Linked DNA regions of Mus musculus: region 2 is linked to region 1. The links are chromatin loops, found by intact Hi-C in ENCODE. Cell type or tissue: heart. All regions are shown on one strand. Links, peaks and the distances in the headings refer to the core of each region. The heading gives the core; the rest is flanking DNA.

The links. Hi-C counts contacts between places; a loop is a spot of excess contacts. Peaks named below come from ENCODE experiments on the same cell type or tissue, not always from the same donor. Only the 100,000 strongest peaks of a DNase experiment are listed, where the experiment ranks them.
Region 2: it touches region 1 in a loop (5-fold over the local background); 5 of 42 quality-filtered maps call a loop at or near these places.

The regions. Positions count from the first base shown.
Region 1 is chr10:52,291,057-52,296,580 of GRCm38, forward strand. The region is part of intron 5 of Dcbld1 (discoidin, CUB and LCCL domain containing 1); the gene reads left to right. Among named protein-coding and RNA genes, the nearest start is that of Dcbld1, 60 kb to the left of the region's middle. In heart, for the core only: no CTCF peak of the experiment used is centred there; a DNase peak (open chromatin) is centred at 3,065.
Region 2 is chr10:52,229,845-52,235,368 of GRCm38, forward strand. It overlaps Dcbld1 (discoidin, CUB and LCCL domain containing 1), which reads left to right and starts at 3,775. Exons shown (of 11, transcript NM_025705.4): 1 at 3,775-3,991. The coding sequence starts at 3,907. In heart, for the core only: CTCF peaks have their summits at 2,800 and 3,855; DNase peaks (open chromatin) are centred at 2,827, 3,677 and 4,307; H3K4me3 peaks cover 2,468 bases; H3K27ac peaks cover 1,388 bases.

The DNA of each region.
Region 1 (5,524 bases), core at 370-5,369:
ATAATTTTGAAATCAAAGTTATCTATGTACTCACTCATTTTTACTTCCAGCATTTCCAAATAGGAGTAGTAGAAGTAAAAGACAGAGATATTTTTAGCACTTAAGAAGTATTATTCTGGCCGGGCGGTGGTGGCACACACCTTTAATCCCAGCACTTGGGAGGCAGAGGCAGGCGAATTTCTGAGTTCGAGGCCAGCCTGGTCTACAGAGTGAGTTCCAGGACAGCCAGGGCTACACAGAGAAACCCTGTCTCGGAAAAAAAAAAGTATTATTCTGTTGTATTGTTCAGCATTTTCTTCCTGTAATGAATTCCTGAGAGAAATCTACAGTAAAAGTATAGAAGTTGGTTTTCATTTCACATTTGAGAGTTTCAGTCCAGCCTGCTTGCTGCTGGGTCTGAGGTGGAGCCCAAGGACCACTGGGAAGACCACTGAGAAAGGGAAGAGGGCATTCCATGGCCCCTTTCAATGGCGCATTCTTAGTGATCTAATTTATCCCCATAAGGCCACACCTCCTAAAGGTTCTCCCATGTCCTAATAGTGCTACGGGCTGGACATTAGGTTTTATTAACACATAAGACTTAGCCAGGCATAGTGTCGCATGCCTTTAATCCCAGCACTCGGGAGGCAGAGGCAGGCAGATTTCTGAGTTCGAGGCCAGCCTGGTCTACAAAGTGAGTTCCAGGACAGCCAGGACTATACAGAGAAACCCTGTCTCAAAAAACCAAAAACAACCCCCCCCCCAAAAAAAAACACGTGAGACTTGAGATCCAAACAAACACCTGTCCAATTTCTACAAAAGGCCATAGATTTGTATACTTATTATACTTATATACTTAAACATTCATCCTCTCTCTCTTTCTCTTTCATCTTTTTCTTTTACATGCGAGCGAGCATGTGTGTGTGTGTGTGTGTATGTGTGATGTGCATATGTAGATGTGGCACACATGGAGGTCAGAGAACAACTCTGTAGCTCTGTAGAGTCAGAGTTCTCTTTTCTCTCAGTTTGGAGCTACTGGGCATACTTGTCATCATCAGGTGACAAGTTTGTCATCCAGGAGTCATCTTGCTAGTATTAACAAGCCGTAGTAGTTCTGGTAGCATTAGTTCTATAGTACTGCAGTTGTCTTCTATATAGAGCTAGTGACATTACTGGTCACATCACAGAAGAAAGCCATCTGCTTTACTTCTGCCCACCCACCTCTATTTTTATGTCTAAGAGGACTATCTGGAAAATATATATATTTCCCAGAAAAAAATAAAGCCCAGAAGATTATTTTCCTAATCTGTTTGTCCTGTCTCCTAATATGTAATCCACTATTTGTTTCTACTTACAGGTTTCTCTCTCTCTCTCTCTCTCTCTCTCTCTCTCTCTCTCTGTCTCTCTCCGTCTCTCTCTCTCTCTCTCTCTCTCTCTCACACACACACACACACTCTGCTTATATTACCATTTAAAATAGTTGAATTTGCATTTGACTGTTGAAAGAGTTGGCTTGATTTAGTTAGGATGTGAAGCATCTGTAGTTCATTACTGACATATCTTCATGCATGGAGATTTTTCTGACAGGTCCCTGATATAGCTGTCTCTTGTGAGGCTCTACCAGGGCCTGGCAAATACAGAAGTGGATGCTCACAGTCATCTGTTGGGTGGATCACAGGGCTCCCAATGAAGGAGCTGAAGGGGTCTGCAACCCTATAGGAGGAATAACAATATGAACTAACCAGTACCCCCCAGAGCTTGTGTCTCTAGTTTGCATATGCGGCAGAGGATGGCCTAGTTGGCCATCAATGTGGGGTGGGGGGACTTTTGGAGAGGAAACTGGGAAAGGGGATAGCATTTGAAATGTAAATGAAGAAAATATCTAATATAAATAAATAAATAAATAAATAAATAAATAAATAAGAGAACTGTCTCTCTCACATACACTGTAGAGATGGAAAAGCTGCCTCTGGCAGGAGAGACAACTCCACTGTAATCTTGTTGTAGGCTGTTCTTCACATTTTATTTTGTTTTTTTCTTCTAGCACATCCTGATTTTGCTTTTTGTTTCCTCTTTTCTGTATTTCTTTCATTTATAAATTGGACACAGGATATTTATCTTGCCTATCTTTCTTTAAAAAAAAAAAAGTAGAGAAGCTATTCCTCAATGATTCCAGGAAATTAACTAGAAGACAAAGGTTGAAATGGAGTTTCTTCCCTGTCAGTGGGAAGATTTTATTGTTCTCCTGGGAGGGATTGCGGGAACTCACAGATTGTCTGCCTCTGCTTCCCAAGTGCTGGGATTAAAGGGGAGTGTCATGATGCCTGGCCACTGTTGGCTTTTGAAAGTTTATCTCTTTACAGAAGTCTGGTTAGTATCTTCCCCTTATCTGTTAGATACTTAGCAGCTGCATAACAATGTGCCCTGCCCCATGGCTGAAGCAACCTCATCTGTTATCCCCAGTTGTCTTTTTATATTTATATGTTTATATATTGGGAGACAGGGTCTCACCTGGTAGACCTGGCAGATCTGGAACTCTCTATAGACCAAATCTGCTTATTTCTGTTTCCTGGTTGCTGGGATCAGAGACATACAACACAATATCAAGCTTTCTTTTCTTTTCTTTTCTTTTCTTTTCTTTTCTTTTCTTTTCTTTAAAATACATTTTGTGTGTGTTCTGTGTGTGTTGTGTGTTCCTGTGCATACAGGTAATTGTTTGCAGTGTGGATGTCAGAGAACAGTTTCAGGAATTCATTCTTTCTTTCCATGATGAGACCCAGGGATCAAACTCAGGTGGTTGCACTTGCCACACAAGCCTTTTATCTACTGAGCCACCTTGCTGGCCCATCTCTAGCTTCTGTGGATTAGGAATCTGAGCAGGGTTTGACTGGGCTCCCACTTCAGGATCTCATAAGGATAGAGCTGAAATGTCAGCTGGAGCTACAGCCCCTCTGTGGCTCCTCTAGTGACAGGCCAGCTTCTAAGCTCGCACATTCAACTACTTGAGGGTCACTGGACAGAAAGCCTTGAATTCTTGGATCTTGGCTGGTGGTGCTTCCATTCTTGCCATGTGTCCTCCTAACATGGCTGCACATGTCCCTGAAGCCAGCAAGAGAGAATCATGAGCGAAGGCATCTCATACTCATATGAGATAGAGTGGAGAGGTGTGACGTCCCACCTTTTTGCCGTGTTCTATGAATTATTAATAGAATGTCACAGCTTCCTGTCTACCAGGGGGATTACCAGAAGGCAGATCCTTGGGGTTATTTTAGAATCTACTCCATGGCAGCTTCCTCTTAGGAAGTACATTTGATATAACAAATCTTTTTTGGAAGGTTCTTTGCAAAACTAGAGCATCCTGTACATCAACAAAACAAAATCTGGAAAACTAATTACTTGTGGAGTCAGTGAAGTAGAAGGATTCAGACTTGAGGGAGATTGTATCTTTGAGTTTGTTTGTTTGTGATAGAATCCTTTGTAGCCCCAGGCTCCTGGTCTTCTTCCTGTTTCCATCTTCCAAGTGCTGGGGGATTACATAGTTTGTTGAGAATATGTGATCTTAAAGGTATCATCACAGAAAAGGCATTGCTTCATTTTGTGTGGCCCTAAAAAGCAGCAGGATCCCTGGATAAATATAGAGATGCCCATTTCAGCTGCATAAAAGGAATAATTAAATAGCATAGAGTACAGTATGTTATTTAGAGAAATATGTAGATGTTACAAGCAGTTGTTGGTGATAGAATGTGTGCGTGGCGCTGCCAATGGGATGGGGACAGAATGGAATTCAGAAGCTGTATGTGAAGAACTTAAAAGGGCCTTTTTGAGTCCTTAAGATTCTGGGGTCTGCCTCAACTGACAATGTAGGCATCCATTCTATTTCTGTTTGCAGTTTCAAGTGGCTGTTTTCAAAGCCCAAGGCAGTGTGGGCTTTGGGCTTCTCCTTAAGTTCTGACCACAGGACAGTTTTCCTTCGCCACCTTTTCACCTCTTTCCTTTCCTTTCCTTTCCTTTCCTTTCCTTTCCTTTCCTTTCCTTTCCTTTCCTTTCCTTTCCTTTCCTTTCCTTTCCTTTCCTTCCCTTCCCTCCCCTCCCCTCCCCTCCCCTCCCCTCCCCTCCCCTCCCCTCCCCTCCCCTCCCCTCCCCTCCCTTCCTCTCTTTCTCTCTCTCTCCCTCCCTCTCCCTCTCCCTCTCCCTCTCCCTCCCTCCCTCCCTCCCTCCCTCCCTCCCTCCCTCCCTCCCTTCCTTCCTTCCTTCCTTCCTTCCTTCCTTCCTTCCTTATTTTTGGGGTGTGTGTGTGTGGGGGGGGTGTACAGCAAACTTATTGATAGTATTCAAGAGAGTAGGGAGAGCTCCCTAGGCCCCTCCTGTTATTATGGGGTTCTGGAATGGAAATTGTGAGAGAGATGCTCAGTGTTGGGGGCCGGAGTTGGGACAGGGACTCCTCAGCAACTAAGGGCCTCTCTCTTGCTCTCAGTGTCCTTGCTGGGGTGGATGGTCCAGGGTTTCTTACTCTTTGGAGGCCATGTAGGCCATGAGGTCCACCATCCTGTTGCTGACCTTTCTACCTTTCTGGTAGTGGGGTATATCTGCTTTTCAATGGTATATATCACTTAACTAATTTATTATTATTATTATTATTATTATTATTATTATTATTATTATTATTATTTCCTTTGTGTGGTGGGGCACTCTTTATCATGATACAAGTGATGGTCAGAAGACAGCTTATGGAAGCTGATTTTCTCTTCACTTTATGGATTCCAGAGATTGAATTTATCTTAATCACTGTTCTATTGTAGTGAAGAGACACCATGGCCAAGGCAACTCTTAGAAAAGAAAAGCATGTAATTAGGGTTTGCTTACAGTTTTAGAGGGTTTTATCATCATGGTGGGGAGAATGGTGGCAAGCATGGTGCTGGAGTAGAAGCTGAGAGAGATGGAGAGAGAGAAAGAAAGAGACTGGGCTTGGCTTGGGCTTTGGACAAACTTCCTACAAGACCACACTTCCTAATCCTTTCAAACAGTACCACTCCCTGGTGATTAAAACATTCAAATGAGCCTTTTGAGGCAATTCTTATTCAAACCACCACTGAGCTTCAGTAAACCCTTGGCAGCTTGGTGGACCTTTAGGACTGGGACATCTTGCTGCCCTTAACTAATTCATTTTACAAATTAATTATGCTCAAAAAGTATTCAAGGAACTGTCCAAACATGAGCTAAACAAGAACAACAGTAGACGCCCCCAAATGGACCCGGCAAGCCCAGGAGACTTCAGCCTTGCACAAAGACATACAGGAAACTGAGAGCAAGAGAAATATTCTTCTCCGGGGTAGAACACACCAATTGATTAGTCGACTCTAAGTGATCAGCCCTGACAAGAACCATGAATACCATTATACAGAATGAGCAGGTAAATACACACACACAAATCATTAATGAAAAGAAAGGACACAAATCTGAAATACAGCAAAGAGGGGTATAGGGGAAGATTTGGAGGGAAGAAAAGGAAAGGAGAAATTATGTGACTATAATCTCAAAAATAAAA
Region 2 (5,524 bases), core at 207-5,206, 61 kb before region 1:
CGCCTCCAGATTCTCAATCTTTTCCTGTATCTGGCTGAGGATTTCAATATAGAAAGATAAAACTATTCCTATCAAAGTATCGACTGAGATGAAAGAGGTCACCAGGGCTCCCATGACTCAATGGATTCCTCAGTGGTCAACAATGCTCCTGGTCATCTTTGCTTGTCGTCGTTCATGGCTCTCAGAGCTAAACTTGCTAGAGGCAGCCAGGAGTTGTCCAAATTCACTTTCTTAGAAATGAACTTAAGAGAAGGACATTGGACAGAGGGACGGCTCAGCTGTCAAGCAAGACTAACCCGAGTTCAAGCCTAGGGTCCTGCAAAGTGGAAAGACAGAAGGAACTCTTACAAACATCCCTCTCTTCCACTCTCTTCCACGTGTGTGGACCCACACAGACACACACAACAGATAAAAATGTGATTTAAAAATTTTAATTAAAAGTCTGTTTTGGACTCCTCCATTGTTGGTGGGATTGCAAGCTTGTAACAATCACTCTGGAAATCAGTCTGGTGGTTCCTTAGAAAATTGGACATAGTACTACCAGAGGATCCTGCAATACCTCTCCTGGGCATATATCCAGAAAATGTTCCAACCGGTAAGAAAGACACATGATCCACTATGTTCATAGCAGCCTTATTTATAATAGCCAGAAGCTGGAAAGAACCCAGATGCCCCTCAACAGAGGAATGGATACAGAAAATGTGGTACATTTACACAATGGAGTACTACTCAGCTATTAAAAAGAATGAATTTATGAAATTCCTAGGCAAATGGTTGGACCTGGAGGGCATCATCCTGAGTGAGGTAACCTAATCACAAAAGAACTCAAATGATATGTTCTCACTGATAAGTGGATATTAGCCCAGAAACTTAGAATATCCAAGATATAAGATACAATTTTTGAAATACATGAAACTCAAGAAGGAAGACCAAAGTGTGGACACTTTGCCCCTTCTTAGAATTTGAAACAATCACCCATCGAAGGAGTTACAGAGACAAAGTTTGGAGCTGAGACAAAAGGATGGACCATCTAGAGACTGCCATATCCAGGAATCCATCCCATAATCAGCCTCCAACATTGACACCATTGCATACACTAGCAAGATTTTGCTGAAAGGACCCAGATATGGCTGTCTCTTGTGAGACTATGCCGGGGCCTAGCAAACACAGGAGTGGATGCTCACAGTCAGCTATGGATCACAGGGCCCCCAATGGAGGAGCTAGAGAATACCCAAGGAGCTAAAGGGAACTGCAACCCTATAGGTGGAACAACAATATGAACTAACCAGTACCCCGGAGCTCTTGTCTCTAGCTGCATATGTATCAAAAGATAGCCTAGTCGGCCATCACTGGAAAGAGAGGCCCATTGGTCATGCAAACTTTATATGCCCTAGTACAGGGGAACGCCAGGGCCAAAAAGTGGGAGTAGGTGGGTAGGGGAGTGAGGGGGAGGGTATGGGGGACTTTTGGGATATTGGGATAGCATTGGAAATGTAAATGAGGAAAATACCTAGTAAAAATATTTAAAAAGATAAAAAATGAACAAAAAAGAAAAAAAAAAAACCGTCGGTTTTGGTAGCCAAATTAATCTTAGCACCTGGAAAACAGAGGCAGGTGGATATCTGTAAGTTCCAGGGCAGCCAGAGCTGCATAGTTAGGTTCTGTCCCAAATAAAAAAATAAAAAATAAAAAAAATATTTTTTGAAAGAAAAGAAGGTGAAGCTAGCAAATGTTTCCTTATTGAGGTAAATTTTTACGGTGTGTATGAAGATACTCAGTATTTTCATAAAAGTATATTTACTTTTGATTTGAAGATAAGCCTACTGTTTAAGTACATCCTTTACACTCCCGATCTTTATATACTGTCTTAGTCAGGGTTTCTATTCCTGCACAAACATCATGACCAAGAAGCAAGTTGGGGGAGGAAAGGGTTTATTCGGCTTACACTTCCATACTGCTGTTCATCACTGAAAGAAGTCAGGACTGGAACTCAAGCAGGTCAGGAAGCAGGAGCTGATGCAGAGGCCATGGAGGGATGTTCTTTGCTGGCTTGCTTGTTTCTCCTGGCTTGCTCAGCCTGCTTTCTTATGGAAGCCAAGACTACCAGCCCAGAGATGGTCCCACCCACAAGGGGCCTTTCCCCCTTGATCACTAATTGAGAAGATGCCTTCCAGTTGGATCTCATGGAGGCATTTCCTCAACTGAAGCTCCTTTCTCTGTGATAACTCCAGCTGTGTCAAGTTGACACAAAACCAGCCAGGACATATACATATTTATTTCCTCTCTATGACAACTGGGGAAGAGTTAACATGAAGGCAAGCGAATGTGTCCCAGTCAGAGACTGGCTCTACACTCAGATCTAAGAAAGGCTCAGTTGGAAAGCTGTAAGTCTTTCCTCTGAGGTTGCCATAAAGGAAGGTGCAAAGTCCACTGCCAAATCACACTTGGAATCTCAAAAGTTAAAGTGTAAACCAGGCAGGATATGAAGGCCTGCCTGTATTCCCCTATCTCAGAGGTGGGGGAAGAAGGTTCAGGAGTTCCAAGGTCAGCCTCCGGCTACTTAGCAAACTACTCAATACCAGCCAGGAAGACAAGAGAAGCCCTCAGAACACAGACGATAAACCTCAATCTCAAAACAACAAAACATTTTTAAGGCAAAAAGTTATCCTACCTGTCAGCTTAGGCTTGGAGTTGGAGAAAATTCCAAAGGTCACTTGGCCTTGGAGGGTCTGATCTTCCTCAGCTGCCGAGACCACCCCACCCCGACGCACTCTAGATGTAATAATTCCCAGAGGCCACGAGGTGGTGTGTGAGTTAGAGCTAAGGTTGTGGCCACGCAGAGGAAAGTCACGGGGGGGACCTAAAGGTGACAGTCCTTAAAACGAGTATTAACCGTTTCTCTGTTCAATTTGACGACCAGGACTCCAATTGAACGACCCAGTAATGGGCTCTAAACTCCTCCGCGGTCCATCGAACCTAATCTCAAGACTTTCCCACCACCTCAGAGAGCGCCTCAAACATTGCTCAGTCTGAAGTTTTCCAGACTGCTCTGGGGACTCTGCAGTTTACATATCTCTTACTGGTCCTACTCTGCACGTCTTTTCCCACATCTGGCCAGGCACCCACCTGTCTACTGAGCTTCAGCTCCAACTGGCCCCTTCCCGCCCTTTAATCCTCTGAACAACCTGGGCACGAACTCAGCTCTCTGTCTTTTACTCTCGCTTTGCTCCCAGCTGCCTTTTCACCATCCAATTAGATCTCTCCAAATGTGCTCCAAATATACTGTCCATGTTACAGACTGCAGTTTGTAGTGAGCGATTATTTCTAAGCTCTGCAAATGCCGAGTGAATTTAAGCACCCAGCCGCGTAGAAAGTTGAGTTAAACAACGGAATGAATGAAGAGAGAGAGAGAGAGAGATGGAGAGAGAGAGAGAATGAATGAATGAATGAATGAATGGACTTGAACTGCCATCATCCCATCAGATTTCAGATGCCTTGCATAGCCTTGGCAGACCAGCTCTAGGGTAGAGCTGACAAACTGCCAGAGGGGCGGAGTCTCGGTGAACCCCCGGGCTCTGGCGAGCCTGCGTGCCAGGTGAATTTTTGATTTTCATTTTCTAGTGAATCCGGGCAGGTGGCGCGGGGGCGGGGTGGGGTGAGGGGGAAACTGGGCGCCCCCCTTGGGAGACCGGTGGTGCGGCTGATCACCCCGGGGAGGGGGCGGGGCGGGGCGGGGCAGGGCGGGGAGGACACGCCCTCTCGCGGGCGCGGGCCGCCCAGAGGGATCTGTGCCGTGTGCCCGCGCCGCGCCGGGCCGGGCCGCGAAGGAGGCTGCCCTAGGCGGGCAGCGGCAGTGTAGAGCCGGGCCGGGAGGCCGATCCTGCGGGTCTGGAGTCCGGCGGGACCATGGGGACCGGGGCTGGTGGGCCGAGTGTCCTGGCGCTGCTGTTCGCCGTGTGTGCTCCGCTCCGGTTGCAGGCGGAGGAGCTGGGTGAGTGGGGGACTCGGGGCTCCGGGAGGGCTGTGTTGTGGGCCTCGGGGGAGCCTGGCGAGAGGCGGGCGGTCTCCGCCAGGCGGGGGATGGATTGAAGTCAGAGGGTGCATTTCGGATCGCGCCCCGATACTCTTTCCTTCCCCCCCATAAACGAGCCCGGCAGCTTGGCGCCTGTTCCCCGGCTGCCTTCGCGGTGTCCCCGCCCGGCCGGCCACTTAGTTCCCAGATTTCCCGACCCTTCCCGGCGGGTGCGAGTGGCCTGGCCCCGGGTGCTCGCCCGGCGTTGCCCCGCCAGCTCCTAGTCTCTGCCTGCAAGAGGGGGTTCTTCTGCGAGGCTGCCCCGGAGCCGACTGCAAACAGGGCCCCCGTTGCCTCACGCGTGTCCGGTGGTGATCGGAGTTGGAACCTTGCGACTCTGGTCCCTCAAGGGTATTTGAGCGAGTCGACTGCGGCCCAGGCTGCTTTTCCTCGGTAGCTGATCTTTGGCTTCCAGCGCCACCGAATTTTCTCTCAGACCACCAGATTAAGGCAGGAAACTGGTTTCCCAGCCCTACATGGCCCTACTCCATTAATCTGCTTTAATTAGTTCTCCTTGGATAGGACGAGCCACCTTTCTGTGGGTTCTCCCCCCCACCCCCCACCCTTTTCGGGTTTTGTTCCTCTCCTCCTGCCTTTGCTCCTCTGTAACTGGGGTTAATTAATGGCAGTGAGTTTATGCAGAATACTTGAATACCGCCCCCGCCCCCGCTATGCTTTCTGGGGGAACAGAAATCGAAGCTAAACTCATCGCTGGATTTTTTTTTTTTCATTGAACAATGTATTCGTTCACCCAAACATTCAGCAAGTTGATAGCATTAAAAAAAAGTGAAGTTATTTTGTTTAGAGTTACGGTAACACAGTCTAACGTGTGTTAGAATTGCACTGTGTAAGGTTTTATGAATGCTTTATAAACATGCTGTTTTGTTTGAGTTTTGGCGGCGCTCGGGAACTTGTGCAAGGCAAGCCTTTCAACAACCAAACTATATTCCAGTCATTGGATGTCTTAATAACTGAAGACACTTTCTCAAGTCGATATTTGAAACTGTAACATTCTACATTTATTTGGTGTGGGTTTTAAAGAAAATTTAGTTTTAGTGATGTGTATTTGTGTGTGGGTTGAGATGTACACGTTGAGTGCAGATACCCACCGAGACCATAAGCAACTAGTCTCTTGGACCTGCAGCTACAGGCAGAAGTGAGCCTGAAAGAACAGTATGTGCTTTTAACCTCTGAGACATCCTTGCAACCCCATTTTACATATTTTTATTGAATTTCTTGTTATTATTAATATTTGCGGTTTGAGACACCACTCTTGAATTCATAGCAAACCTCTTCATGCTTCCCAAGTGCTGGGAGTGCCACTGTATCCAGCTCAGTTGGTTGTTTTGTTTCTGGCTTCTGCCTATTCTTAAAGGTTTTTTTTTTTTTTTTTACTTTGTTTTAGATTATGTTTTGGAATGTGGGTATGGGCATGTGAGTGCCCAGAAGCCC